Linked DNA regions of Homo sapiens: all the other regions are linked to region 1. A link is a loop called in an ENCODE intact Hi-C map of the cell type or tissue named here. Cell type or tissue: dorsolateral prefrontal cortex. All regions are shown on one strand.

Region 1 (8,000 bases):
GAAGACTAGGATCTAATATATACAATTTACTATCCGATTCTGCTTTAAGCACTTTACATGGATTATATAATTTAATCCTTCAACATCTTCAACAGCCCTCTAAGGTAGGTATTATTACTATTATTTGTATTTTATGAATGAAGAAATAGAGGCATAAAGAACTCAAATAACTTGCCCAGAGTCTGGCTTTGGAGTCTCTATTCGTAACCACTATCTACAGTGCTTCAAAGAACGACGCAATTATCATCTCCTTGGTTCCAAATACCCTATCTCTTGTACTGTGTGAAGTTTTTCCCACCAGCTGTACCATATGCCTTTCTCAAGCGACACTATCGACACCTTGCTCAAGTCTGACATTACGCCACTGATCATCCCTCTTTGGGTAAAAGACCTAAACTCATTCATCTATACCGCTATCCAATCCATATTTTTCCATCTTGAGTAAAGAACACACGTAGCACGTTATTAAATGCTCTGATGCCGGCGCCTGTAGTCCCAGCTATTCAGGAGGCTGAGGCAGGAGAATGGCGTCAACCCGGGAGGCGGAGCTTGCAGTGAGCTGAGATCGCGCCACTGCACTCCAGCCTGGGTGACAGAGCGAGACTCCGTCTCAAAACATAACAAAACGAAATGTTCTGATGAAGCAGACATTGCATATCTATGGCAATGCCCTGATATACTTGTCCAGTAACATTATTAAAAAACAAATGAGGTTAATTGGACATGAATAATTCTTAGCAAACATACGCTACATACTGATCATCACTTTTATTTTTGTAAGTGATTCTGACCAATCTTTTAAAAAATGTGATCTACAATTCTGCTAGACACCAACGTAAGTTATGAATCTAAAGTTTTCGAATTTACCATTTCCCCATTTTTGAAAATGGACTCTGTGGCATGCTTCCCCCTCTCCATGACTTTTCCAAGATTACTCCCAAGTGGTTTTATCATCACACTGGCATGTTCTTTCAACATGCTCAAGAATTCAGGTCACTTAAAGCAGTTAGGATTTAGAGTGGCTTAAGGAAGTGGGTAGGTGTTCTGTGTCAACTAGATGGTGCAGGTGATGATGTGGGGCTGTCAGCAATGCCTAGTCCTGGAATATTTCATGGTATTTCATGGTCTTCGATGAAGGTGGCATTATTCTCTTGTATGATGATATGCCCACAGATGGACTCTCTCAGAAATGGATGCTCTGATCAGACACGCTGAGACTTTCTCACCTCCACATAACTAGTTTTAGCTCTCACAGAGTGTGCCTTTCATGAACTCACCATTCTTAAAACAGGTTCAACGCTAATCTAGGTGCTAACGTAAATTTAAAAATATTTCACTTAGCATATAAAATACTGCAGGTATGCACTCACAAACAGGGGATTCAACTAGAGAAAGCCTGAATAGCACTTGTGACACGCAAGAGGAAAATGCACACCCTGAATTAAAAGGTCTTCAGAAAAAAAGCAGAAGAAAGTTACCGGAGTTCAGCAACACTAAGGCGGCCATGTGCATTAACGAGCTCATTAAGAGTAGGGCTTTCTCAGTTAATATTTGAAAGCCGTAGCCTTCTAGAGTAAATGCATAATTCCTTGAACTTTGATAATTTGGCGCTGGGACAATGAGGCACTTTTAAATCACTTAAAAATCTGCTTTGAACCAAGAACCTCCTCTGGATCATTTTAAACAGAAAAATCAACACCATTTTAGGAGCAATTGGAGCCACATAGGAAAAATAACCAACCTTAAATGCTAACTTCCAACATAAACTAAATTAACTAGCTGTGAAATTTGGAGCAGGTAATATAACCTTACTGAGCCTGTTCTTCAACTATAAAACAGGGTCAAAAATACCTCCACCTCTTAGGACTATTGTGAAAACTAAATGAAGTAATGTATACAAAGCATCTCAGTGCCTGATAAAGGAGATCCTTAAATATTCAGCTTTTATACAACTATTAGGTGAAACTAATAAAATTCCAAATTTAATTATCTCTTTGGATTTGAGGCATCTTAGAGATATAATAAAATATTATCCCATTCTCACCACCTGAGGGGGCTTTTTCAACTGTCTCAGTGACTTGAGAACCGTGGGCTTAGGCCATTTCTCCCAAGTTTACATGCTATTTCTCAAAGAGGATTCTACACTGTTACCTTTTACACAGAGCCATTTGATCAGTTCAACTCGGAGCAAAAGGGCTTAACAATTAACCTATGAGCTTGAAAACAGTGTTACTAGGAGCTCATAGGGTAACTTAAAGTTTCTAACAAATTATTTTAATTATTCCATTTAGAAGTGGTTTCTTTCTAGGGAAGTTTCCTTTATAGAACTAAAAAAAAAAAAAAAAAAAAAGCCAGCTGCGAAGAATTTTCTTTCTCTCGCTAAAAAAAGCCAGCTGCAAAGAATTTTCTTCCTCTCTCCATGACAGTCTATCTTTTAACCTCATCACAGTCTCTATCTTCATAAATGCATGTGTAATGATGCTATTCGTGACTTGCTCATTCATATTCATAACTTCATAATTCAGTTTACAAGTCTTCCCACCATCCTTTATGTTACTGGGACGTCTTTAACCTGTCTTTCCTGTACGCAGTCAGTGTTTCTGATCATGATAACTTCCCTGTTGCATTGTGTATATCCTCAGTCGTCACAGGATTCCACTTTCCCTGTCCCCTACTTCCCCAAACTCTTGCAAGAAAATAAGTTACTTGGCATCATACAACTGCACTAATTTCTTATGTAGAAAAGCGGGTTTTTTAAGTGGCTCACTGGACTTATTTCTACATAAATTTAAAAGCGGTAACTCAATTGGATAAAAATGTTATGATAAATATTTGTAGCATTCAGGGTAACAGAATTTAGGTCTCCAGATTTCCTATTTTGGTATAACTACACAAAACAAACACAAAAATAAAATAAAATAAAATAAAATAAAATAAAATAAATGTCATGCATTCTTCTCCATGTATTTATTGACAAATTCCACAAGAGCGATTACCTGGCCACACTAAATAGAAAGCACAGTTATGGAGTAAACACACTCAGTCCAAAACACAGGGGCACGTGCATCCTTGTGGCACTTAGTACCAAGCTCATTCACAAGCCAGCTTCCAACCAACCAAAGGAGTTGCCAAAAGGGCTGTTTCGTACAGGGACTGGAGTTTGAGAAAGTGAGTACTTCCCCAAAACTTAATAACCAATCTGTAGACACAATCCCGTTCTCTCAAAAACTGCCATTAGGAAGACTTGATAACCCCAAACAGAAACCACCCCCTACCCTTGGTTCTCATGCCACGGCAGTTAGCATCACGCAATATAAAGAGCATTTGTTGACTGATCCTACCCATATCCTGACCCACTGCTTCAGCAACTGCACTGAACCTTCTCAGGTGTAAATAGCTAGTGCCTATTTGATCATTAAAGCAGGATGCAGGAAAAATAAAGATTTCCCTTTACTTCGCCGTAGTAGAATTGGCACTGATTGCGGTATTTTAATCGGTTCACACCGTCTGTTAGTGTATTCTAATGAACCACAGCATCTCCGGAGCAACACTTACGGTCTCTCGTCCCCGGAGGCAGTGTCTCCTGGAAAGTTCCTGGGGCACCAAGTTTGCGCGCGGCTCCTCGCGCTCAGGGTGCGCGCAGCCAGCCCTGGCGCGGGCGGAAAGGCGAGCGCGCTGAGCGGCGCGCAGACCCCGGGCGCGGCTCTTGCTGGGCGCCCGCGCCTTGATCGGTCCCGGCGGTCCCGTTCCCCTGCTTGCCGGGCCCTGGTGCTAGGACAGCGGCGCTGCGGAGCCCGGCGTCTGGAGCTGGCGGGCGGCCGGATGCGCCGATCCTCTCCCGGGGGGTCAACTGCGAGCTAGACGCCCAGCCGGACCTCAGAGGCTCCAAGAGCGGGGTTGGCGGGTGTGGCCCGGCAGCAGAGGGTTTTTGGAATGCAGGGTGTGGCCCTCTACCACGGCAAAAAAGAAATGAGTCAGCCCGTTCAGTCCTAACCAATAAGCATGTTCAGTGTCGGTTAAGGCGGAACTTTCCTTTCTTGATTTATACCAAGCTTAGAAGCCTTTCACAGCCTTTTCTTTACGCCTTTGACAACTTCGACACAACTTCTAGAAAAGGGTAGGTTGCCTTTGAAAACGCTTGGGAAACAAGGATTAATCTTACGAAAGATACTTCAGTGGATGTACATTAGTTTCGATTAGTAAAAGTTTTTGAGTTAGGCAGAGATACTGGGTGCAAAGAGGTGGGACCTGGTATCAAAGCAGATTTGGATCAGACCTCTGACACTGTGTGGCCTTGAGTAAGTTAATTATCATCAATGAGGGGGCTAAAATGCCCACCTAACAGTTTACAGATTACAACAGTCCCCCCATATGCAGTTTCTCTTTCTGCTGTGTCCGTTACCCCGCCCCTTCAGTTGCAGTCTGAAAATATTAAATGGAAAATTCTAGAAATAAGCAATGCATAAATTTTAAATTTCATGTCATTCTGAGATTGTTAAAATTGTTATATTTTATTATTAGTTACTGTTAATCTCTTACTGTGCCTAATTTATAAGTTAAACTTCACCATAGGTATGTATAGGAAAAATCATAGTATATATAGGGTTCAGGACCATCGAGATTTCAGGCATCCACTGGGGGCTTTGGAACATACATACCATCTGAAGATAAGGGGGGAACTACTGATTATGTAACAATGCATGCAAAGCATTTACCACAGTGCTGGACAAAGAGTAGGCACTCAAAAAATGCTGTCTTGTCCCTCTGAGTCCTGAATCCGAATCTCCAAAATTGTAAACAAACTGGCTCGTAATTTTCAAAAATTCTTTCCTATGTTAAATATCTAAAGAATTTTAGAGCTGAAATAGTTCTCTGGTATTCCCTGGTCTGAGTCCCTCATTTAAGTGGTGAGAAACTTAAGAAGCTTTAGGTTCAGGATTCTTGAATTTGGTATTCTTACTATACAATAGAAAGTTTATTGGTAGCAAATAGGCTTAAAATTGGAATGATTTCATTTAGGTCACAGGTGAACCTACTTTTAAAAAAGTAAGAGTGATTTGTGGAAATATTCCATCTGAGTCACTGTGCCCTAAACATTATTTTGTAATAAAAATACTTAAAAGAAACTTTATTTGGGAATTGGCAAATTACAGGGGGCTGCAGAAGTGCTAATTCCTGAGGTCCCATTAAGAAATGAGTTGATTGCTATTGCCAAAAGAGAATTTCTAGATGGGAAGAAAAAAATGTTAAGTTACAAATTAAACGTTCTTTGCTTTGGAGATCTCCTGAGCAAAGATCTCTTTGGAGATCTTTCTCATACATGTTTAGAGTCATTCCACAGGCCAAGGTTTCTTGAAAATACTCATTAGCCAAAGATAAGATCTAAAGTGAGATCAGCAAAATGCTGTTCTTTTCTCCAAAGCAGCACGGGAGAGTGGAAAGAACACTGCACAAAAAGCCAAGAGCTCCCTTCCTAGTCTCAGCTCTGCCAGTAAGTGACAGGGTGAACTGACTGCTTCATCTCTCTCTGAGGATCTCTAAGAGTGTTTCCAGTTGGAAACCAAACTATGGTCAAAAGAGCAGAAGCAAGATCGGCCTATAGCCTCACATTTATCCTTAGCAACAGGTACTTAAGTTGGGCCTGTCTCCTAGATGATGAAGCTGTCAAATCTCTCTTGACTCTCATATTCCTCATAAAGGTAATGTTACTCTCCTAGACACTTCAAGTTAAATTCTGGAATCATCTGAGCTCCCTCTTTTCTCTCTTAATGGTTCACTACCAATAGGCGTAACATGAAGGCTTCTTTCATATCTGGACCATTTTTTCCATTCCTGGTTCAGGCATTCGTCCCCTCTGCCTGAGTCACTGAGGTTGAGTGTCTTCTAGCCGCTGTTCCAGCAGGCGGGCCCCTCCCTCTATGCCTCTCAACACATCATCATCATCATCACATGACAAATGTCAAAGTCGAGCATGCCATCATGTCATAAACCTTTTCCTCTCAGTCAATTAAATAATTTTATAGTAGAGATCAAAAGGAACACAATTTGCTTTACGGGCAGCTTTCCTCAAACATTCATGTAAATTAATGTGTATTTTTAAGAGCACTGATATTTTATATTTATGTAATTGTTACAATGAGCTATACTGGCTGAACTGATAATATGTTGGCTATTATATCAAGGACAGCAGCTCTTTTACATGAGAAGACTACATAAAGCTTAAGTGTATATGAACAACTCCATAAACTTAACACTGCAGTCTAAAAAATACAATTGTGTTTGTGTGTGTGTGGACACAGAGAGATACTTTGAGATCTATGATGGAGAAAGGGAAAGGCAGCACAGACAGGAAAGAGAGATGATCTAGTTTGTTAGTATTGTTTAGGATCCAGCCAAGCTTAACATTCAGAGTAGGTGTTCTCTCCAGGAAGAAGGAAGGCTTCATAAATATGTTTGGCTGCAATCATAACTCAAAGCACTTGAAAGATGTTTCCAATAATCCTTATGCTTCAGAAATAAGAACAACACAATGACCAATGTGGTTAGAACATTCCCACAAGAGAACAGGATAACTGGTTCTAGGATGCCTTTGTTGTCTAAAATTAAAATTTAAAGTACACGGATTCTCAACATATAGTTATCAAAAAAAAGTGACGGTGAAACTACGGGTCCAGTGCCATGACATTTATAGGCACTCAAAGCCTTGCCTCTACCTCTGCAACCCCGATCTTAAAAACCCTCTGCCAAATAACCCGCTGGTCCACTCCTTGTTCCCCTAAAGCTGAGGGCACATTACTACCACCATACCTAGGGATAGTGAGTGCTTACCATTTTATGTTGCCTTGACATCCACTTTAAATATAGGTTTAACTTTCTCAGAATCAGGGCTCAGTCACCCTTGACAGTTTCAAATTCCATTCCCCACCTGAATGGCTCCCACTGGTGGCAGGAAATAAAACTGAAGAGACCCAAGTCCTGCCTAGCAGGCTGGGCTCCTCACTTTCCCACCACTTCCTTAAACAGACCGTTCAGACATTTGCTTGCAAATTTAAACTGACCACCTCTCAGTCACAACAGGACCTCCTGGAACTAGCACCTGCTTGCTTTAAACCTACCAATTAAAGCTCCCCTTAGGAAACATATTTGGATAACACACTGGACCCTAATAAGATGGTGGCCCATGGGTCTCTTTATCTCTGCCTGTGCTCCCTGGCCTATGTAGTGGAGACGGTGGGGGCCTCCGAGTGTGCCATGTACACTCGAGGGTCTAAAAATTCTTAACTTTCACATTGTAGTTGGGAGCCATGCTCATCCCTGGTGGAGAGGCTGCCCCAAAGGGACCCATGCAGGTGGCTCCCATGTTGGTGCTCTTTAGTCCAGGCCTCTCAGCTGCTGGGTGGTTACCAGCTAAGGTGACAGAGTTTCATTCAAAGCACTAGGCTCACACCATGCCCCCTGCCTGACAACCTTCTTGCATTCTTTTTAGTACATATCCCATTCCAGACCACTGAAACCCTTTCTTCTCCTAGAACTTTTGTCACTGGCAAAAGCCCTGGGGAATCTCTCCTCTCCTCCAAATACCTACAGATCTTATTCTTTATACTTCCATTTCACAACTAACATAGGATCTTAGCATCCTTCCTTCTTTTTGAGATCCCTGACCTTTCACTCTCAGCAGACAGTGGAAATCCATCTGAGGTAGACGTGTTTCCGAGCATCTGTATCCCCCAGGGCCTAGCAGATTCTGCATAAATAGTCATTGTTGTGAATATAATGATGCTTAAGTTATATAACAGCCACAAAGGAGAAAAGAAAACGTTCCCTTTGACTGCTGACACATCAAGAATAAACAAATATTATAGCTGTTCAAACCAGTTGGCAAGCAGAACCCAAGCAGCAGATGCGTTTCTGTGCTCTTTGTGGCATGTTCCAACAATACAGAATGCTACTGAGACAGCAAATCTGATACTTCCTAAAAGGAAGTGGAGTTTACAAAACAG
Region 2 (8,000 bases), 51 kb before region 1:
GATCATCTTACACTGAAACCATATAAACAAGCTCACCTCATGCAAAGAGTTTCCAAACAGTTTTATTTGTGCCTACTTTAAAATATGAAAAAAAATCACCAGGTATCTGAAGAAACTCTCTAATAAATATAAAAGCCAGAGATGAAGATAAAAAACAAACAAACTAAAAGAACTTGGAAAACAGACTATGAAAAACTATTACTAACATTTTCAAAGACATAAGGTATCAAAAAAGAACAAGATGGTACCACAAAAAGGAGAGAGAATTTTAAAAAGAGAGCTCCTGTAAATTCCTAGTCAATATGAACAATTCAATAGGAACAATAGAAAAAGTTGAAAAAAAATTTCAGATGTGAAACAAAATGAAAGATGGAAAATTGAGAGAAGAGAATAATAAAAAAGCAATCTAGAAGCCCAAGATCTGAATAGCAGGAGTTCAAGAAAATCCAAGAAAAAAACAAACAAAGATTTAGAAATATTTTAAATCTAAAAAGAGAAAATTTAAAAAAATTATCAGAACTAAAGGAGACATGAGTTGGCAGACTGAAAGTTCATCAAATGTCCAAAAACAATGGCTGAAAGTACACTTTCTGTTATTACCATTCCACACTAATTAATTTTTTTAAAAAGGATAAGAAGATCTTGAAGAATGCTCCAGCCCCATCCTGCTTTTCACTTTCTGGTTGTACTTCCCTCCATCTCACCCCAACCAGAAGGGCTAGTCTCCATCCTTGACCTTCCTTATTAGGACTTTTGTCCCTAACCAGAAGAGCTACTGAGGACCTAAAGCACAAGGACAATGTTCCTGATATCCAAAAGTAGAGTTTTGATTGTACTTCCAATCACAACCTTGTAATGGGCAATAGTGCCTCCTTAACACTAAAGAAGTGATGAGAACAATAACACCATAAACTTTACATACATGTTATGTAAAATAATCGTTCCCTCCAGCTTTTCTAAGGCAATTCAGATTTCAAACATATTTTTCCCTTCTCTCATACACCATCAAAATGTCCTAGAGGATGCAATATTTCAGTTTCTAAATGACTTCTCTCTTAGCATGTTTCTGCTACCCAGTAGTAGTTACAAATTCTTGATCAGATATGTGCTGACGATTTTTACTCAGAAGCATGGCCACTATAAATAACCTGAGGACTTTGGAAGGCTGACTGGGGCACCCAGTCACCACGCCTAACAAAGATAATCAAAAGCAACTAGGCTGAGCATGGTGGCTCACACCTGTAATCCCAGCACTTTAGGAGGCCAAGGCAGGCAGATCACCTGAGGTCAGGAGCTCAAGACCAGCCTGGCCAACATGGCGAAACCCCATTTCTACTAAAAATACAAAAATTAGCCAGGCATGGTGGAGCATGTAGTCCCAGCTACTCAGGACGTTGAGAATCTCTTGAACCCGGGAGGTGGAGATTGCAGTGAGCCGAGGTCGTGCTACTGCACTCCAGCCTGGGCGACGGAGTGAGACTCCATCTCACCAAAAAAAAAAAAAAAAAAAAAAAGCAACTAATTTAAAGTATGTTTTTGGTTTTTAAGTTGGAGACTTTCTAGTGTTGGTAACAAATTGATAGGCTGAAAGAAAAGAACACAATTTCTTGATTAATATAACATATTCTAAAAACTAACTATACTGAAGTTTTTTTTAAAATTTTATTTTACTTTAAGTTACAAGATACACGTGCAGAGCATGCAGGTTTGTTACGTAAGTATACATGTGCCATGGTGGTCTGCGGTACCTATTAACCCATCATCTAGGTTTTAAGTACCACATGCATTTGTTATTTGTCCTAATGCTCTCTCTCCTCTTGCCCCCATACCCCCGACAGGCCCCGCTGTGTGTTGTTCCCCTCCCTGTGTCCATGTGTTCTCCTTGTTCGACTCCCACTTATGAGTGAGAAGATGAGGTATTTGGTTTTCTGTTCCTGTGTTAGTTTGCTGAGGACGATTACTTCCAGCTTCATCCACGTCCCTGCAAAGACATGATCTAATTCCTTATTATGGCTGCATAGTATTCCATGGTATATATGTACTACATTTTCTTTATCCAGTCTATCATTGATGGGCATTTGGGTTGGTTCCATGTCTTTGCTATTGTAAATGGTACTGCAATAAACATGTGTGCATGTGTCTTTATACTAGAATGATTTATATTCCTTTGGGTATATACCCAGTAATATACTGGGTCAAATGGTAAAATATGCTGGGTCAAATGGTGTAAGTAATATGTTGGGTCAAAAGGTGTAAGTAATATGTTGGGTCAAATGGTGAAAAGCAACTGCAATAAAAGCCAAAATTGATGAATGGGATCTGATTAAACTAAAGAGTTTCTCCACAGCAAAAGAAACTATCATCAGAGTGAACAGGCAACCTACAGAATGGGAGAAAATTTTTGCAATCTACCCATCTGACAAAGGTCTAATATCCAGAATCTACAAGGAACTTAAACAAATTTATAAGAAAAAAAAATCCCATCAAAAAGTGGGCAAAGCAGTTAGAGTGGCGATCATTAAAAAGTCAGAAAACAATAGATGCTGGAGAGGTTGTGGAAAAATATAAACGCTTTTACACTGTTGGTGGAAGTGTAAATTAGTTCAACCATTGTGGAACACAGTGTGGTGATTCCTCAAGGATCTAGAACTAGAAATGCCATTTGACCCAGCAATCCCATTACTGGGCATATACCCAAAGGATTATAAATCATTCTACGATAAAGACACATGCACACGTATGTTTATTGTGGCACTATTCACAATAGCAAAGACTTGGAACCAACCCAAATGTCCAACAATGATAGACTACATTAAGAAAATGTGGCACATATACACCATGGCAAACTATGCAGCCATAAAAAAGGATGAGTTCATGTCCTTTGCAGGGACATGGATAAAGCTGGAAACGATCATTCTCAGCAAACTATCAGAAGATCAGAAAACTAAACACCATGTGTTCTCACTCATAAGTGAGAGTTGAACAATGAGAACACATGGACACAGGGAGGGGAACATCACACACCGGAGCCTGTTGGAGGGTGGGGGGCTAGGGGAGGGATAACATTAGGAGAAATATCTAATGTAGGTGATGGGTTGATGGGTGCAGCAAACCACCATGACATGTGTATACATACCTATGTAACAAAACTGCACGTTCTGCACATGTAACCCAGATCTTGAAGTATAATTTTTAAAAAAGTGGGCAAAGGATATGAACAGACACTTCTCAAAAGAAGATATCTATGCAGCCAATAAACATATGAAAAAAAGCTCAACATCACTGATCATTGGAGAAATGCAAACCAAAACCATAATGAGATACCATCTCATGCCAGTCAGAATGAAGTTAAGTTTTGCAGTCCACTGAGGATTATAAATTCTCATTAGCTGGGTAACCAATGGTTTTCCATTTCACTGAGAAAAAGTCTACCAAAGTATGCTTATAAAAATAAATTGGAGTGACTGAGGTAAAAAGCCTAATTTAAGGAACACAACCCTAGGGACTAACATCAAGTTTCAAAATTAGCAACAACTCACAGGCCCAGATAGGAGAAATCAAGTTCAAGTCTACCTCCCAAAATAAATTTCTAATACTTATTTAGATAGCTACAAAAGATCAAACTATTTTCAGACTAGAGAACATGCAAAGGGATAAATTCTAAATTCATGGCGCTTAAATGTATATCCTTTGAGCATTCCTCGCCATGACAGCACCACTTGCGTGCCCACCATGTTCTTTGCTCCCATATATGGTTCTCCCTGTCTCCTTCTGCTGGTCTCCTGGAGGTAAAAAAAGAATCAAAAGATTTTAAGAAAAGCACATGTAGATCTCTACCTAGATCTCCACACCAGTCCCTACCCTTAATGCATTAAGGTTTTCTTTTCCTGACAGCAATTACGTTAATTCTTTGAAAACAAATATCCATCAATCAATTCATTACATCCTTTCCACTCACCGCTGACTGTGACTTCTTGCTTCTAACTAAGATGTGCTAATTTCCCAAACTTCCAGGTCCCACTTTCACTGAGCTTCTCTATTAACTAACTGCTGGTTAAAAGCACCAAAGTTTGGCTCCCTAGAGGATAATCCTTATCCATGAAGTAGGTCACCACTGGATCACAGGATCAGGTTGTAAAGTGACCACAGCTCTAGTTTTGGACTAAGGTAAAATACCACCAGGGGGCAACGCAAAGTCTGTGAAATTACACACTCATCCCAGTGCCCTTCTCAAGTTATACAGCATCTTAGAGATAGCTTCCAATAGATGTCCTGGGACCAAGTGACAAAACTATGTAATGGAATTGCAAGAACTAGAACCCCTGTTTTCTGAGCCATCAACTGATGTGCTCTCCTCTATATCCATGTGATTTTAATGTGCATTTAGTGACTCTACAATTAGTTGTTTCCATAGTTTTTCATGCAAACATACTGCATATCTAAGCTATCTTGCAGTCATACAAGACCATATCTAGGACACTTCAAAGAAATACAAAAGCTTAAAAATTAAACAGCATGTTGTTTTCTAGAAGGACTAATCTCAAAACCATCACTACAAATATTTATTCTTGCTTTATACTAATTTTTTTATTTTTTATTTTTTACTTTTTGAGCCGGAGTCTCGATCTGTCACCCAGGCTGGAGTGCAATGGTGCGATCTTGGCTTACTGCAACCCCTGCCTCTCGGGTTCAATCAATTCTCCTGACTCAGCCTCCCGAGTAGCTGGGATTACTGGCACCTGCCATCATGCCCAGCTAATTTTTGTATTTTTGTAGAGACAGGGTTTCACCATGCTGGCCAGGCTGGTCTTGAACTCCTGACCTCAGGTGATCTGCCCTCCTTGGCCTCCCAAAGTGTTGGGATTACAGGCGTGAGCCACTGCACCCAGCCAATACTAAATTTTAATGAGCTTTCTTCTCTCACTTCCATAACTATAATTCAACATAACAAAACTAGAGCCTTGCAATTAATCAATGACCACTGAACTGTAAAGAAATTATATAAATTATGTAAGTTTTCAAATTAGTTAACCAAAGGCATTATAAAACAATTTGTAAAATAGATAAAAGATTTGAACAAACACGGCCAAGGCTATTTTGCATTAGGTCAAATAAATACTTTACTCTTAGAAAGCCTTGATTATATATTACTGTGGAATGTTACACTTAAAGAACCAAGGTTCAAAATAAGTTATACATAAAAGTGTTCACAAGTTCACAAGCATTTATGAAGTCTCCAACATTAACGTATATATAACATCAAACATATGAACCATAGCTTTCAATAAATTATGATTAAAAACCTGTAGACAAAATACTCCATAAACAAGCCTAAAAGATAAATGACAACAGGGGACAGAATATTTAAAAAATCCATCATACACTGTAAATATGAAGAGCAGATATTTTCTTAAAAATCTGATAAGAAAAAGACTTTACACAAAGATTACAGGTCAGGTGCAGTGGCTCACATCTGTAATCTCAACACTTTGGGTGGCCAAAGCAGGAGTATTGTTTGAGCCTACGAGTTCAAGACCAGCCTGGGCAACATGGCAAGACCCTGTCTCTACAAAAAATTTAAAAATTGGCCCAGTGTGATGGCACATGCTTATGGTCCCAGCTACTTGGTAGGCTGAGGCAGGAGGATCCCTTGAGCCTGGGAAGTTGAGGCTGCAGTGAGCCATGTTTGTGCCACTGCACTCTATTCTGGGTGACAGAGTGAGACTCTGTCTGAAAAAGTAAAATAAAAATAAAAATTACAAATAGGTCAATCACATACATATGCCAAAAAAAAAAAGCAAACAAAAAATCCCATCAACAAATGTGGAGGAAAAAAGTTCAATCTCACTAGTTACAAAAAAATGAAAGACATATTAAAACAACAGCAAGATGCCATTCTTTAGCTATCAAGATGGCAAAGATGAAAAAGGGCTGCACTGAAAAGAACCAGTTTCAACAAAGATCCAAGTTCTGCCAATTCTACCTCTTAAGTATATCATAAATCCATCTACAGTCATGTGTCACTTCACGACGAGATACCTTCTAAGAAATGCATCATTAGGTGATTTTGTCATGGTGTGAACATCACAGAAAATGTATCTGGACAAACCTAGATGGTGTAACCTATTACATACCTAGGCTGTATGGTATAGCCTATTGCTTCTAGATTAAAAACTTGTACAGCATTCTACTGTACTGATTATTGTAAGCAACTGTAACATAATGGTAAGCTTTGTGTATCTAAATGCAGAAAAGGTACTGTAAAAATATGGTATAAATAATAAAAATTGGACACCTATAAAGGGCACTTACCATGAATGGAGCTCGCAGGACTGGAAGTTGCTCTGGGTGAGTCAGTGAGTAAAGTGGTGGGTGAGTATGAAGGCCTAGGACATTACTGTACACTACTGCAGACTGTCAACACTGCACACTTAGGGTACACTGAATTTATTTAAAAGTTTTTCTTTCTTCAATAATAAATTAACTTTATCTTACTGTAACATTTTACCTTATAAATTTTCTAATTTTTAAAATGTTTTGACTCCTTTGTAATAACACTTAGCTTAAAACACAAACGCATTATACAGCTGTATAAAAACATTTTCTTTATATCCTTATTCTATAGGCTTTTTTCTATTTTTTAAATTTTAATTTTTTTTTTACTTAAAAAATTTTTTTTTTTTAAACAAAGACACAAGCCAGGCATGGTGGCTCACACCTGTAATCTCAGCACTTTGGGAGCCTGAGGTGGGCTGATCATGAGGTCAAGAGATTGAGACCAGCCTGGCCAACATGGTGAAACCCTGTCTCTACTAAAAATACAAAAATTAGCTGGGTGTGGTGGTGCATGCCTGTAATCCCAGCTACTCAGGAGTCTGAGGCAGGAGAATCACTTGAACCCAGGAGGCAACGTTTGCAGTGAGCCGAGATCGTGCCACTGTACTCCAGTCTGGCGACAGAGCGAGACTCCATCTCAATAAAAAAAAAAAAAAAGACACAAACATACACATTAGCCTAGGCCTGCACAGGGTCAGGATCATCAATATTACTGTTTTCCACCTTCCACATCTTGTCCCACCAGAAGGTCTTCGGGGCAATAACATGCATGAAGCTGTCATCTCCTGTGATAATGATGCCTTCCGGAATTCCTCCTGAAGGACTTGCTTTATAGTTAACTTTTTAAAATACATAAGTAGAAGGAGCACATTCTAAAATAATGATAAAAGGTACACCATAGCAAATACATAAACCATTAACAGAGCCAAATACTATCATTATCAAGTGTTATGTAAGGTACATAATTATATATGCTATGCTTTTATACGGATGGCAGTGCAGTAGGTTTGTTTAGACCAGCATCATCACAAATGTGAGTAATGTGTTGCACTAGGATGTTAGGACAGCTATTACACCAGTAGGCTATATAGGTTTTTTCATCTGTGTTATAATCATTTGGGACCACCATTGTACAGATAATTTGTCATTGACCAAAATGTCGTTATGCCACGCATGACTCTCCTTTCCATTGTAACCACCATGGTTCAGGTGGCATTACATTTCATCAGAATTACTGCCAAAGCTTCCTCAATACTGCTCCCGTACACACCCTATCCCATCCAAACCCAAACTGCACAAGGCAGCAAGAGAACTTTTAAAACTGTGTAATTCTCATCTTTGAATTATTGCAGTAACTTCCCACTGTTCTTAAAATAAAACCCACACTTCATTATTTCATATTGTACAAGACCATTCCTGCCTTTGTATGGTGGAGTTCTACAACTGCACACTATACTTCAATTACTTTGGACTACTTGTAGTTCCTACCTCACAGACTTTGAACATGCTATTGTCTCCACCTAGAACACCTCCACCCTATGTTTCACATGATGGGCTTCCAGTCAATATTCAGGCCTCCACTCCCATGTCGTCTCTTCAAATAAGCCTTCTCTGAGCATCCTCTCTGACTTAGTACATTCTGTGCTGCTGTAACAGAATTGAAG
Region 3 (8,000 bases), 130 kb before region 1:
TGAAAAGGAAGTTGGTGCCATACCCTCACCTGTTACCCTCTGCTAGGGGAGCCTGTCACAGCCAAACGCCAGCCAGAGGTCAAAAGCCTCCCTTGGCCAATAAGGCGGGTAATGAACACACTTCCCATAGGCCTGACAATGACAGGACTTCGGCCAAACTCAGAGCCAGTGATTTTAGAGAAGCCTTCAAAACAAACACTTTAACAGCCAAATCATGCCTGTTCCAAAAATGATTTTTGTTTCTTAATTTTAGGTTTTTTCCCCCAAAAACATCCTTAAATAACGAGAAGCATTTCTACACATCCCCAGAGGGAAGCCAGATATGTACCTTTTCATGGACACAGGCTCTTCATTAAAAAGAAAATGCATAAGAGGCAGTGTGCTTTGACTGAAACTTCTCCTCATGGTACTAAATACTACTAGAAGAAAGCAATTCAAACTCCACCAGTTCCTTCATGTGATGACACAGAGCTGGCAAGGGAAGCAGCCTTTAGGTGCCAATAAATCATGGTGGCCACATGTGTTTCTGCTTCATTGCTACCCTGTATGGGTACTCACCCTCCAAGATCCCATGCCATGCTATTTCAGAGTCCATCAATACTCCAGCAACCACTGTCCATGCACATCAGGCTTGCAGAATGCTAGAGCAATTATGTTACCAAAGGTTATAAGACGTAAATATGTTTGGACAGAAGTTCAAATAAAGGTTGAGTCTGGGCTTGCCCCGGTTTCCCACCAAGTTGGCCTTGCTGTATCTGGGGCCCATCTTTCCATTAGCTGGGACTTCTTTCTTGGCTCCACAGGGGCCTCCTTTTCATTTCTCTCTTCCCCATTTTTCTCTCTATAAAAACAGTGGTCATTTACGGAGCATTTAGTCTGTACTCACAGGCCATGACTGCCCCACATTATGCTACAAGATAGATTTCTATCTATCTACAAGATAGATAACATTGTCCCTAATTTGTCAAGAAGAAAACTAAGGCTCTGAAAAGAAAATAGTCATTTTCTGTAGGGCACAATGCCTGTAAGTTAGTCATTTTCTGCAGGGCATAATGCCTGTAAACAGTAGAGTTGGGATCTGAACACACAACTGAGTTCCCAGTCCATGCCCTCTTGGATACACCATACTTCCTCTATCTCCTTCTGTAGTTTCTTTTTTCCCCAGGGTAACTACTCTCATTCTTCATAACATGGTAGAGTATGTATATTCACTATCAAACCTTTATTCAGTGCCTCAAACACAAGTTAAACGGGAAGAAGGTGCCTAGCTCATTTCCCAAGCAGAAGTATTTTCTTTGAACTTGTTATTGCCCCTCTTATTCACTCCCCAAAGGCTTTCTGGATCCCCCAGACAAGTGGGTACCTGCACAATCCACTGTGGTCTGCAGAGTACATTTCATTCCCAAACAGCACAATGATAAATGGTAACACTGATTTTAAGGGTTTCTAGTTGTGTTGGTGTAAACTAGAGCAGCTTCTAGGATCAGGAGGCCTCTAGGAGATTAGATAACTCTATTAATGATATGATATGTGCCCTTTCAGAAACTATTCTGAATGATATGTGCCCTTTCAGAAACTACTCTGAGTTTATACAGATGTCCGTCAGATTGTGATGGGATTATGTCCTGATAAACTCATAGTAAGTTGAAAATATTGCAAGTTGAAAATGCATTTAATGTACCTAACCTCCTAAACATAGGTTAACCTAACCTACCTTAAACGTGCTCAGAACACTTACCTTAGCCTGAAGTTGGACAAAATAATCTAACCCAAAGCCTATTTTATAATAAAGTGTTGAACAGCTCATGTAATTGACTACTGTACTGAAAGTGAAAAAGAGAATGGTTGTATGGGTACTTGAAGTGTGGTTTCTGTTGAACTCATATCACTTTCACGTCATTGTAAAGTTGAAAAGTTGTACGTCAAACTATTGTTAAGTCGGGGACCATTTGTATTTGGAAGTGACTATACCTCTCCAAGCACTACCGCATCTTGACTCAAGCCCATGAGAAAAGAGTTGGACGAAGCTCTAGGTGTGAAATAAAGATGCATGCACTATCCTGGTTGAAGTTCTTGCTAGAAATAATGCAAACTAGGATTGTCTACAGGAATAACAACCACTGCTATTTCATACTCACACTGAAAAATGCTTTGGGTAACCCAAATTATTTTAGAACCTATCTTGGGTCATCCAAGCCAAAAAAAAGGCTCATCAAAAAGAATGAGAGAAAAACAATTGACTAAATAGAGAATACTGTACACCATAACTTGACAAAGAATTATGCACCATAACACAGGCCAAGCATTCTAGACTGTAGGCACCTGACATTTTCTCCTGATGTTCTGAGGCTCCTTCTAAGAAATCATATTTGTTACTAACCAATGTCCATAATGATTCTTTATCAGGCCCTAGTTTGGGATGTATCCACGCTGCTCTCAGACAAGTAGAATAGTCAAGAGAAAGAGAGAGAGAGTATTCAGGAGTAGCTCTGCAGTTTGGGCCTTGCTTTAACACTGGGATTTTGTCAAATAAACTATTTTTCTTGCTACAGGCTTATTTCTAATCATGAGGGCCACCTATACCTGGAGTCGAGGACTGCTGGAGATAAATCTCTGACAACCTCATTTTCTCTTTGTCTAAAATTTCCCAATGTACTAGAAGTCTTGATAATCATGAAGTTGCCCAAAAAGGAATTTTCCATCAGACTACTGAGATGGCATTTTGGATAGTCTTTGCCCATCCTAGTCAGAATTACCCCGCACACCTGGGTTACTGATTTACCTATCAAGAGAAAATGGAACTCCAAGGGGGAGTTCTAGCAGGAAGGAAACTAAAAGATTGGAAAAGTGAACTAATTTATGTAGAAAAATGATAGTGAAGGGAAGCTGAGCTTTAGGTTTATGTCAGGGATCACCTCCATGCCTTCCTTGAGGCCCATGTTTTAGATTATGAGATTGCCAGGCCACAGATTTCAGGGTGGAAATTCTTATGTTTATGCTTCTGTCTAAGGCTGAGTTTTAATAGACATCAGACAAATGCAGAATGCAACTTCCAGGCCATTAACACGTCTTTTTGGAGAAGGCTTTTCTGCAGTCTGGAGTAGAAGTAGGAATTCTACTTCTCGAGACTTTCCTAGGAAAAGTCACTCAACAACTTTAAGAACAGGCCTTGAGCACTGTGCTAGGCACTGCAAGGAAACGATATTGAAGCAGAAAAATCTCATAGTGAAACTAGACACATTGAACCACTAACTCATTAGACTCCTAACTTCTCCCTCTTCAACTGGGCTTAATCTGGAAGTTTCTTTCAGGCCATTTCATAAATTCTCAATTAAAAACTTGGGTTAATGAGACATTCTGAGTAATTGAAATTTCTAATTTAAATAGGGCTTATTCAGCAAGCCTTCTTTAAACAGAAAAGTCTTTCTAAAATACCTATTTTACACTTTTGGAAACAGAGCAAAGGGAAGCTTTTAATTATTTCCTTGATGACTAGAAGAGATTCCAATGTCTCAATATTAATGCTCTTCATCCAATGCTAAAGACATATACATAAACATGTACAAGGCGTCAAAGTTCAAGAGCAAGCCAATGGCATTTCTGAGAGAAACTGTTTTTAAGGAGGAAATAATTTCATCTATCTATTTATATTTCTCATAGTTTCTTTTCTTAAAGTCCAAATAATCTAATTTGGTAGAGTACTCATTGATTGAGATTTCCTTTACTATCCTTTGAAAATAGCCCAGACTATAAGTTTTTATGAAGGCAGGCACCCTTGTCTACTTTGTTTGACACCAGCTCCCAATGCTAACACAAAAACATTTGCTGAATGAATGGAGGGAGGTGAAGAGACGAGGGGATGATTAATGTATAAGTGAATGCATGAAAGACTAGCCTTGAAATTCCCAGGGTTCTATGGTCAGCCTCAATCTTGGACATTCCTTATTGTCAGCCCATTTTTATTCCTTTATTACCCAAGAATGCAACTGAAGATAATTTGTGAAATCCCAAGGGCCTGTGAGGCCAACTAATACAAGGATTAGGAAAGCAAAAATCAAAGATTACAACCACTCCACCCTCCAAAAGAAAAAGAGCAGAACCATCCATAGCCATCAAAAACCAATGAAGAGGTATATTTACAAGTGCTCTACAAAGTTAGCCACAGGGGGATGCTAAAGGCTACTGGTAAAGTGTCATGCTTGGAGCTGGCCAATACTTAGGGCTCCATCATGTGATGTCAAAGATTTTTTTTTTCATAAGCCCCTAACCAGATTTTAAATTTATCACCTTGAAAGAAAACCCACAAACCACAAAATAATGTTCTACTCTCACTATAAATTAACCTTCCATGAAAAGCCTGGTGTAATTGGGGTATCACAGAGCCAAGAAGTAGTGCCATGTTCCAATCCATCATCACAATGGAGACCCTTATCATTCACGCAGGGACAATCCACAGAGGCCTAGTGAGAGTGAATACCGATCCATCAAAATGCTTGACAGCTTCTGAGAAATGAATTATACATCAGTATAGAGTTGACCTCAACTTATTTCCACAAAAGTGTTTTATTAAACAAAGACTAATAGAAAGAAATTGGGGCAAAAGAGAAAAATATATAAAAAAAAGATAATACCAAGATCACAAATACATACACTAAAATTCAGTACAGTTGTTAAGAATGGACAATAAATTAGACTCAGTTTCCCAAACACCAAAGCAAAAAAACACAACACAATCAGTATAAAATTTAATGTTCATGAGACAGAATCAGTTGCAGAGAAGAAAATCCAGTTCTACTTCCTATGAAGGCTAAGAAAAATCTCTGCCTATGTGATGTAATATAGTATGTAGTAAACATATGGACCCTCTTCAATGAGATTTTGTTGGTTTGATTCACTTAAAAGATGGATTATTATTCAATGACTATTAAAAGAGCCACACTTGATGTTCTGGCCTGATTGGGACTGTTGGTGTGGTGATGGTGGTGGTATAGAATATCTTGGAGGAAGTGACTGGAAGCTATCCTTCATAAGATTCCATATGGGTTATAAGAGTAACAACTGAGTGTCGGATAAAAATGCAGCACCTCAGCGTGATGACTAATATTTTGATTCTGTACCAGAGGTACTCCATGCCAATTAAAAAGGCAGATCCATTTCTGCCTTTTTACAATTCAGAAGGAAAGATCAAAACTGACACCCAGAGATTCAAGTGCCCACAAAACACTCTGATGTACTCTGCAGTAAAAATAAAAATAACATTGCCATAGGCACTCCCAAATATCTGGCTGTTTGCAGAGCTAAGAACCCCACCACAAAGGAAGTTACCTCAGAGGATGGAACTTGCTGTTTTTGACATATGTTACTACACTTCAGCATATATTCATGGCACCCATCATTGTTATAAGGTATATTGGGGTTTCATTTTCAACTTGCTCCTTTGAGAGGTACTATTTTTTCCCTGATAAAGTTATTTCAAGAACATGCATTTTCATAGAGCAGTATAGCTGAAACCGTCTTGTGTAAATTAATAGTTGTCCATTAGACACTTGGACTTGCATACAGCTGCATCCTGGGTCCTCTCCAGGAGTCACAATGCACATTAGCACATTAATGACTCCGACAAGTCTTACAGCTAAGAAACCTAGAGAATGGCCTCAAAGTTCCCAATGCAATGTTAATTAGAAGATAACTGAATGAAGCACCTCCATTTTCCACTTCAATGCTAATTTTTTTCATGTTCTTCTGGACATCTTTTGTGTTGAGAGTTGGAAGTCATTAAAGCAGACTGATAACGACTTATAGTTCAACTGTTGTTAGGACATAAATTTGTATACCTAGTCATTAAGGATACTCTGCCAATAACTGCTTATTGTTTCCCAAACTTATTTGACCATGCAAACTGTGTCATCAAGGTCTTCTGTTTTCAGCTTCAACATTTAAAGAGCTTGGGAGTTATCACTGTCATCCTTACAATAGGAAGAAGCTGAGCAAACTGCAAAACAAGTTTTTTTGGACCCATCATGGAAATGAAGTCATAGGTACAACCACTGTTCCAAAATCTGGAGAGAGAGTTGCATTCAGAGTCATGGGCAAGATCTGCTTACACGGAGCGGAAGCCGCTAGAGCCATAAACTAATAAGAACACCTACATGGTAAATGACAAATTACTGGAGGTTGCTCCTTGTACTTTAGCCCTTTCTAGTCTTCCCATCTGACTCAGGGAGAAAAAACCGTCAGCAGGCATCAAGGCTTCAAGGAAGCAGACAAAGAATTCTGCAGTCATGGAATTTATGTAGAATAGAGGATAAGAGGAGTGGGTTTACTACCACACTCATGAAGGTCAAGCCTGGAGAAACAGACCCACTAAAAGACAGATTCATGACATGGTTTTAAGATGGCTGACCAGAGGCAGCTGGTACTTGCCTCCCCCACAAACAAGAACCAAAATAGTGAGTATGTAATCATACTTTGGTCACCTATGAGAGAACACTGGAATTCAACAGAGAAGTGACAGGAAACATATAAGGCAAAGGAGGAGAAGGAAGTGAGGCAGCATGCTCAGCTGGGGGACTGAAGAATCTCCCAATTGCGGTGAAAGAGAAAGTGAGTGACTCTCAGCAGTTCACATTCCCACCACAGACTCCTGCAATTCTTGCCACAGGAGAGTCCTTCAACCCACACAGGCCCTGAGACTAACATAGGGAGCTACCTAGAGATTTCTTGAAGGAATTGCTCCAGAAAGGAAGCTCACACCAGGTCCCATGCCCACCCCCAGTACTAAGCAGCTATAGCAAAGCACTATTTTGAGAGCGCAGTCTCCACCAGAATGCCCTGGAGCCCAACATCTCCTGCATCTTCACATCCCTGGAGCCCCACTGACATCCCACACACACAGCAGGGAGCTGCTGCTGTCTGGCACTGCCAGGGCCAAAGTATGAGCCATAGGCAGCAACCCCACCACCCCCAGTAGCAGGGCCACCATGCATTTAAAAATGCCCTGAGGAAAGCCTACTCTGTTTATATGGCTGCCAACTGTGGCCAAAGAGTGTGCTCCTTAGTTGCCTGTTTATGCTTCTTCTACTGCCACTGAAAGCAACCCTCTCCTCCCCAGGAGCAGAGCCACAGCACAACTGTTGCCACTCCAACCTAAGCATTCCTCCAAGAGCCTGGTGATTGCCCTGCCTCTGCCTACCATAGCCCATTACCACACACACCACTGGGGGCCTGAGAACAGGTGTGCTTAGCCTGGATCCACCCACCCCCATGCCCAAGCACAACATCTAGGGGCCTGGGATTCCCCCGCCCCATCAAACATTGTTGGCATCTAAGCATTCCTTCCAGGCTCTTGAGGATAGGCCCACTAAATCTGCTGCTAATACCACAGCTGGTATGCACCACTAAATGCCACCTAAAGGCCTGGAGACTGGCCTACCCAGCCCATTGCAGCCACCAGCACCACCAGTACAGGCTGCTTGGAAGTCAGAGGATTCTCTCACCACTGCTACTGCCATTGCCCATTCCACGCCTGCTGCCCAGGCACCTGGCCCACTTCTGCAACTGCTGGCACCTGAGATGGCCACCTGTGGGGGTCCAAGAATCAGTCCCCCTGGACCCATTAACACCAGGGTCAACATATGCTGCCCTGCAAGGATAGGCATGCTTGGCTTACTGCTGCCACCATTGGGGCCTAAGTGCAGGCTCAACTGCTGTCCCTGTCTCCAGCAAAACTTTACCACAGCCTTCACTAACAGTATTCTAAACCACTGAGTAAATCAGACACTACTGGTGGTGTTTATAGCCAAATAAATTATACAGAGATTATACTACTGCACATACCCAGAATCAAAGCCAAAGTGCCCTGCTCAACCAATACTATAGATACACCTTCGGGAAAAAGTCATTCCCAACTAAAAGGCAAATGCAAACAAATTTAAGGAGTGACTGTTACACCAGATGCACAGATACCAATGTAAGGATGGAAGAAGCATAAAAAGGCAATG
Region 4 (8,000 bases), 130 kb after region 1:
GCTGAATGATGAGGACACATGGACACAGGAGGGGAACAACACATATTGGGGCCTGCCAGAGAGGGATGGTGGGGGAGGGAGAGCATCAGGAAGCATAGCTAATGGATGCTGGACTTAATACCTAGGTGTTGGGATGATACATGCAGCAAACCACCATGGCACACGTTTACCTATGTAACAAATCTGCACATCCTGCACATCTATCCCTGAACTTGAAGAAAAAAAGGTAAAAAAAATTCAGATCATTGCACTAATTTGGTGACTCTGCTTTTCTCTTTATAAGACATGCAGATTAAAGTGTAGTCACATGTGTTCTCCCAGGTTTATGCAAAAGAAATGAAAAATTTTAAATGCCAGGAGCCAATCAAAAACAAATAAGTATTCCCAGGATTATTAATTCCATACAACCGAGGCTCAGCCAGAATTCCTCTCTGCCATCAATTATCTCAGAAACACCACAGCTATTAAAAGCTACATAAACCACCATCTAAAAAAGATAAAGCAGAAAGTTCAACGGGAAATAATTTTGAAATTGACTGGAGACACCACATAAAAATCAAATTAAAAATGCAGACTCCATTAACTTGGATTCTGTGACTTTCCAAACTGGGTGGAGTTTAAGTCCACCTTTCAGTCTTTTCCAAGAAAAGGAGACTGCACACATTAGTAAATACAACAGGCAGAGTAGATATTTTAAGACAATCTACTTTTTTAAATTGTATACATTTGCTTGTAAGCAAACAGACTGCTTAATCACTAACTTTCTTTTCCCTAAGAAGGAATCTAATCTATGCAAAAATCCTTGGTAGCAAATAATAGGCCACTGCTTCCTGCCTCTTTTCATTACCTCACCAAGCACCCATTTCCAAATTTCCCAATGAAGCAACTGCAAGTTCTAATCCCTCTATCTAATTTGCATGAAGCTGCGGACTAGCTATCCTGAAGCACAGCTTTTATCAGCCCTACAATACACCCTTCCTGCCAAAGAGAGTTAACATGCCTTGGACTGGTTTTCAAGGCCAACACCTCTGGCTCCAGCCTTATCTTCTACTGCCCTTCCTCCCAGCCCTCTCCAGCAGCCAGACTCCTATACTATCTATCCCGGAACCTTGACTTAAAAAGGCACACTCACCAATCTGCTACCCTGGCATGCCCTGAGATTGTACTAATACACCTGCTTCTCTGACCCCTCCTCGTCAACCTCCTTTGACAACTTTTACCTCTGCTTAAACCCTTGAACTCCTTGGAAAACTGGCTGATTCTAGGTCTGGGGCAAGCAAATATTCAAGATGAGCCTGAGCATCCTGGAATGCCAGAAAATAAGGACGTACTAAAACATACACACACTGTAAGAACTCCCGAAGGCCAAAGCTGGAACAACTTGACCAACCAAATAAATAATGTAGTATTGCATTATAACCTGAAGCATAAATTAAATATCCATGAATCCATACTAAAAAATAAATCATTGATTAAATAAATGGGAGCGAATATGCAAACCTTCTGTGCAGAAGAATTCAAAGTAATTTATGTAGACATTCCAACCACAAGGAGAAGCGTAACTTCTCCCTACTCCTTTTGTGTGGGCTACATATAGTGACTTCCTTCCAAAGGGCACAGTATGGAAAGGGTGAACAAAAGTAACTTGACAGTGGAGAAACCTGCCAAACACTAGCTCAGCTTGATCAGGTGATCAAGCTCAATATCAACGTGAGCAGTCATGTTGGTACTATGTACTCTAGATATAATACGATGAAAATGGCACTTCATTTCTGTGATCTTCCTCACAAAAACCCATAACCCCAATCTAATCATTAGAAAAGCATCAGACAAATCCCAATTAAGGGACATTCTATGAAACACCTGACTGGTACTCCTCAAGACTGTCAAGGTCATGAAAAACCAGCAAGGCCTGAGAAACAGTCACCGTCTAGGGCTCAAAAGAGACATGGCAACTAGATGTAATGTGGAATACTGAATGGGATCATGGAAGAGAAAAGGGACACTAGGTAAAAACTAAGAAAATATTTAAAAATTATGACTTGAGTTAATAATAAGATATCAATATTGGATCATTAGTTATGAGGAATGTTTCATATCGATATAAGATATTAGCAGTAGGGGAAACTGGATCTGGGAATATGAGAACTCTGTACTATCTTTGCAACTTTTCTGTAAATCTAAAAGTATTCTAAAATTAAAAGCTTATTTTACAAAACTGTCTTTGGCTCCTCTCCCTCCCATACCCCATACCCAGGCTTATAGTAGATTCTATGTCCAAAATGTCTTTCTGCTGTTCCCTTCCCTCCCATTCCCTCTGCCATCCCCCTGTTCATTGTATTCTCCGATCCATCCTCCACACAGCTGCTGGAGTAAGCTTTCTGACACACAAATCTGAAGATACCACCTCCCTGATCAAAACCCTTTCATGGCTTCCCACTACTTATATCAGGGTTGGCAAACTTTTTGTGTAAAAGCTCAGATTTTTTAAGCCCTGCAAGCCTATCCCCTACTCTGCTATTATAGCACCAAAACAGTCACACGCAATATGCAAACAAATTGATGTGGCTGTGTTCCAATAAAACTTTATTTATAAAAACAGGCAGAAGGCTGGATTTGGCCCACAAGTTACAGTGTGCCAATCCTTGGTCTAGAGAATCAAGTCCAAACTCCTCAGACAGGCACGCAAGGCATAACCCACATTATCCCTGAATCATTTAATTTTGTATATTTATCTTGGTTTTATTCTGTCCAATCAATTCCAAGCATGTTTAAGATATTAAGTAACAAAAAGTCAGTTAAAACACACTCTATGCCTTCAAAAGACTAACAGGCAACAAGTAACTCAACTCATGCTTCCTAAGGCATCTTCAAGTATTTTTTGATATGTAAGTAGACATACCCTTTAAAAAGAAGTGTTTTGTAATCAACTAAGTCTGAGGAATCCTGGGTTTGACAAGGTTAAGCAGCTTTCATTGCCACAGGAATTCTCAAAGCCTTCATTGTGCATTGGGAATCTCCTTAAAGAGGGATATATTACACAATGACTCTCAAGTCTGTTTGACAACAGAATTCTTTCACATTTTTAACATCTGTGTCCTGCAAAACAGTTAGGAAATTGTTGACGTTAAGCATACTCCTACAAGGCGGACTGAAAGTTCTATTAATATTTGCCACTGTAGTAGGCTAAATAGTGCCCCGTCCCCCGCCAAAAGATATCCATGTCCTAATCCCTGGAATCTGTGAATGTTATCTTACATGGCAAAAAGGACTTTACAGGTGTGATTAGGTTAATGACCTTGAGATGGGGGGATTATCCTGGTGGGCTCTAAATGCAATCAAAGGTATCCTTCCTTGTAAGAGGGAGGTAGACAGTGACCTGACACCAAAGAGAAGAGAAGAAGGCAGTGTGAACACCAGAGCAAAGATGGGAGTAGGGCAGCCACAAATCAAGGGAGGCTGACAGGCACCATAAACTGGTAGAGGCAAAGATCAGATTCTCTCCTAGAACCTGCAGAGGGAGCACAGCCCTGCCAATGCCTTGATTAAGTCACCACATTTGTGGTCATTTGTTACAGCAGCTACAGAAATGAAAACAACCACGGTGCCAATCACAGCCATGGTGTTGTGATCTATGCCGACACTAAATATTCTTAAATGAAGTCACGTTAATGTTGTCCACAATAAGCTCACAATTAGCCTTAGTTAGCAAGGTTTTATCATCCACTTAAGGGAAAGAGTATAATTCAGTGGTTAACACTCTGGACCTGGATTTAACCCCTGGGGTTCAAATCCCAGCTTTAACATTTATTAGTTAAATATACCACCTTGGTCAAGGTGTTTAGCCTCTTTGTTACTCAGCTACTTCGTCTGTAAGATGGGATGATATTCATAGAGTTGCTCTGTGGGTTTAATGAGACCATGCACAAAAAGTACTTAGTATATTTCCTGACTTTACAGTAAATAAATGAAAACTCAATAAAAGAAAACTATTATTACATTATAGTATTACTGATTTTTAAGACAAAAAAATCTTTCACCCCAAGCTACATCTCATCATATTCTTCTATTTTCAGTTTGACAAATTATAAATCTTTACCCAATTTCTAGCTTGGGGCATTTAAAATGACCTCAGCAAGGTAAGGCAGGTGGAAAAGTTCATGCCTGCGTCTCTGAACCACTGCTTTTAGGTATCTGACTCAATAAACTATGACAGCTAATAGCTCCAAGACATGTGCTTCATGTGATGTGCTAAATTCACGTCACTCACTGAAAAGCCTAAAGTTACTCTTCTTGCATAGGTCATCTACATTAGTTAAATCAAAGTGCCAACAAAGGCCCATTTGCTAAATTATAAGCTACTGATGCTCCACTAGATAGTTTTTATCTTAATATTTAGTTATACTCAAAGCAACAGATGAAATTATTCAGATAAGACCCAATAAAGGAAAGGCACAAGGCACCTGAAAACAGAAGGGACACATAGGGTCTTGGTACAATATATGAAAGTCTTCCCAGCATGTCACCCAACTCACTCTGCACCTACAATCACCACCTAACCGTCACCTACTGCCACATCCCACAGCATCTCCAGCCTACACAGGTGACTTGGGAGTAACCATACATCATGCCTAATTAAAAATATGGGATCACCATTAGTCAAGAGGTGCTTGAGACTCAGAGCTTTGATTCCTAAAAACTTTAAGAGCCTTCTATTAAAACTGAAACATCCCTAGAAAAAGTAGTATTTTAATTCTTTATTAGTTACATACTGCAGTACTCATTGTCAGTAAATACACACAAAAACCCGTTCCGGTCTGTCAGTCAGGGAAAGACTATCCTGGAACTCACCAAAACCTCATTAAGGCCTACTAATTTCAGAAAAGCAAGCCTAAGCAAATGAAAAATTTAAACGTTAGTGATTTTTAAGAAGCACAACCTATATATTTTAACTTTAAAATATGAGTTGTAAATCCAAATGTCAATGGAGCCAGGCAGGGAAGACAGTTCCAGCTGGCAGGTATGAAAAAACAAAGGTTCCCTGCTAGTGCAAGTGGGAAGCGGCCTCTCAGCCCAAGCCAGCTGCTGCTAGAGGGAGTATGGCATGCAGGAGCAGGCTGCAGCCACCCAATGCAGGCACCGAGAAGGTTCAGGGGCTGGCCCCACCACAGCTCATCTAAAATGATTGGCTTTCTAGTTGCTATTCTTTTAAAATTATAAAAGTCATATGGGTGAATAAATTTAGTTCCAAGGGATATAAATTAAGAAGTAAAAGTCCTTCCCTTCTACTCCCCCAATTGCTAACAGATTACATCACTATGTATTCTTTTTCTAGACACACAAAATGTTCTACAAGTTGCTTTTTTCACTCAACAATATGTCGTGGACATCCTTCCACATCAGTACATTCAGATCTACTGCATTCTTTTTACCAAAAGCAGTTAGAGCACAGAATTTCAATGCTGGGAGATGCCTGAGAGGCTCTAGGCCAACTCTTTCCATTTAACAGACAGGGTTCCCAGAGGTCCTGGACACCTCTAACCATATAGGAAAGAAGCCAGAGCCTCCCCAAATGGGGTCACGCCAGCAGGTGTCACCAGCATCATGCCCTCATCTCTGCTATTCAAAGGAGCCTGAGCCTCAGCAAGAAAGAGGCCAAGGCTTCCCACGTGGCAGGTGAGAAGCAAGGGAGACAAAATTATCTTGGAACAAAGTAATGAATTGTAATCAGTGAAAAGCCTCACAAACATGAACTCTGTATTTTTTATTAGCAAATACCTAGAATCACTCTAAATTCATCCAAGTAACTCAATTAAAATATTAAAATTCACTTACCAGTCATATTCTACCTAGTTCCAAAATACATCTGGATTGGAGTCAACTCAGAATTGCATAAAGTTCACCATCTTCCTGCTTTGAGGCCTTAAAGAAACAGGGCAGGACCTGGCTCACAAATAAGCTGCTTATCTGAGCCAGCCAGAAGATTCCAATTACAGGGCTTCATGGGTACATCCAGAGCTGCAGCAGTGTAATAAGGAATGCGGTTGAGGCCTCTGCTTCAAAGATCATTCTTATACAAGGAAACATTTATTAAAAGAGGGAAGAACTGTAAACTTCCTATTTAAAATGTTAATTTTGTTAGTGACTCAAGGTACTGAGAAGCTAACTAAGTATTCAGACCTTCAGAAACTCCAGTTTAGCTCCCAAATATAGAAAAATCTCTCTATCTAAAGATATAAACTCCCTGGAGGCCAAAGCCTTCCTGCATGGCTAGCTTTTAAAACATTTTAGGAAACTTGACCTCAAACTAAAATCAGCATTTCAGCAAGGGTTACTTAGAGCCTTTGAGAAACTATATTTCATAAAAACACCAATTTCAGAAATATGTTGTTCTCTACTAATACACACAATTTGCTTTGTAAAAGAAATGCTTAGTCTTTTTCCAGTATTCTTTATCTTAGCTCAACGGAAAGACCATCTAATTGCCAGGCTAAAAACAGGGAATATTCCAGAATGCTCTCATTTTCCCCTCTCCTCCATTCCCAAAGGAGATGCATCACCACCACACCTACCCACCCTGTCTCTTGACTGTTTCACTTCTCCAACCCTTTGGTTTGGATTCTTACCAAATCCCAGGGGGTCCATGACAACAGCCTCCTAATACAACTCTCGGTCACCAATCTTACCTGTCTCCTAGCTGTTCCATACAAAACTGTAAGAGTAACCTCATTCATTCATTTAACAAATAACTACAGAGCCTCTACTATGCAACAGGCAGTGTTGCAGCACTGAAGATAAAGCAGTATACACAACCACTGCCCTCAGGACCACCCCACAGTAGTGTCAGACAAGTGCTAAGTGCCATGGAGGAAACAGAAAGCAGGCAGAGGGCCAGAGAGTGCTTGGGGGCTGGGTTATTTTGTCTAGAGTGGTCACCAAAGGCCTCATTCCAAAGGGGACATGTGAGCATGTCCTAGAGGAAGGGGAGTGAGCAAACATGTCAGGGGAAGCACATTCCAGGGAAAGCGGAAACAGGTGTACCACAGGAACATGTGCCAGGTGTATCTCAGGAGAGCAAGGAGGCCAGAGTGAATGGAGCACAATGAGCCAAGGGAACAATCATCAGAGGTAAGATCAGAGAGACCCCGTAGGCCCGCACAGACGCAGCAACAACTGAGAAGTTTGTCTGGAGTGAAATGAGAACAGTGTTTCTGTGTAGTAACTCCTTTCCAGAATTTAGTTGGAAATTTATAGGTTTTGCAGAATCCCTAGAAAAATCAGATGAGAAACAGCAAAAACAGTATTATAATTTTCTTGCTTGCTTAGCAATCAACATCAAGTCCACTGACAAGTCCAAAGCAAGCACAGGAAATGCCGTCCTGCAGAGGTAAAGGTTAAGGCCAACATTTCCGAGAACTGAGACAGGAGTGTGCAGAAGAGAAGAGCCCCAATCCAATCACTCAGTCTTCCTTGTAGCTGTTCCCATGTTCTAAGCGTGAGTTCGATGTCCTGTCTGCCGCCAAGGGTGAGTCAATATTGCAAATAAAATTAATATTAATAAGCTTCACATAGTAGGCTTTATACAAATACTGATTATATGCAGTGCTGTTAATCTTTCTAGAAGATCCAAATGTTAACACGATCAGATAATGCTCATAGGCATTTTCCAGTGCTTGAATATTCACTAGGGTACAGTTCTTTGTAAACAGTACATGTAAATACTATTGAACTTAGTATCACTTATTTATTAAATAATTTTTTAGATATTCACAATAATGAATAAAGAGCAAGAAGAATGTTGGAAGTATTTTAAAAAGATAAAGTAACTCAATTAGCTTTTTGCTAGCTATGTTTTAATCACAGAAGTATGAAGCATCATTATTAGTCATTTGGAAAAAGAATTCTTGAGTGATATGCTTTTAAAAGAAATTAGTAATAAATTGCTTACACATAGGAATAAAGATCTAGTACTGCCCACTAAATATTTAAGCAATATTAGT

Evidence for each region. A loop is a pair of places that touch in the nucleus more often than their neighbours do. Peaks named below come from ENCODE experiments on the same cell type or tissue, not always from the same donor. Only the 100,000 strongest peaks of a DNase experiment are listed, where the experiment ranks them.
Region 2: it touches region 1 in a loop (2.2-fold over the local background); 26 of 110 quality-filtered maps call a loop at or near these places.
Region 3: a loop joins it to region 1, with 2.7 times the contacts of the local background. A loop is called at or near these places in 18 of 110 quality-filtered maps.
Region 4: a loop joins it to region 1, with 2.1 times the contacts of the local background. A loop is called at or near these places in 16 of 110 quality-filtered maps.

The regions. Positions count from the first base shown.
Region 1 is chr10:50,414,509-50,422,508 of GRCh38, forward strand. The region is part of intron 6 of SGMS1 (sphingomyelin synthase 1); the gene reads right to left. Among named protein-coding and RNA genes, the nearest start is that of ASAH2, 170 kb to the left of the region's middle. RefSeq lists a silencer at 3,653-3,932. In dorsolateral prefrontal cortex, CTCF peaks have their summits at 3,755 and 6,953 (motif pointing left); DNase peaks (open chromatin) are centred at 3,083, 3,753 and 7,896; H3K4me3 peaks cover 4,554 bases; H3K27ac peaks cover 7,200 bases.
Region 2 is chr10:50,363,765-50,371,764 of GRCh38, forward strand. All of the region lies in intron 6 of SGMS1 (sphingomyelin synthase 1), which reads right to left. Among named protein-coding and RNA genes, the nearest start is that of ASAH2, 120 kb to the left of the region's middle. In dorsolateral prefrontal cortex, a CTCF peak has its summit at 4,239; no DNase peak of the experiment used is centred here.
Region 3 is chr10:50,287,525-50,295,524 of GRCh38, forward strand. No RefSeq gene overlaps it. Among named protein-coding and RNA genes, the nearest start is that of ASAH2, 40 kb to the left of the region's middle. In dorsolateral prefrontal cortex, a CTCF peak has its summit at 4,177; no DNase peak of the experiment used is centred here.
Region 4 is chr10:50,549,482-50,557,481 of GRCh38, forward strand. The region is part of intron 2 of SGMS1 (sphingomyelin synthase 1); the gene reads right to left. Among named protein-coding and RNA genes, the nearest start is that of SGMS1, 70 kb to the right of the region's middle. In dorsolateral prefrontal cortex, a CTCF peak has its summit at 3,518 (motif pointing right); a DNase peak (open chromatin) is centred at 5,108; H3K27ac peaks cover 7,387 bases.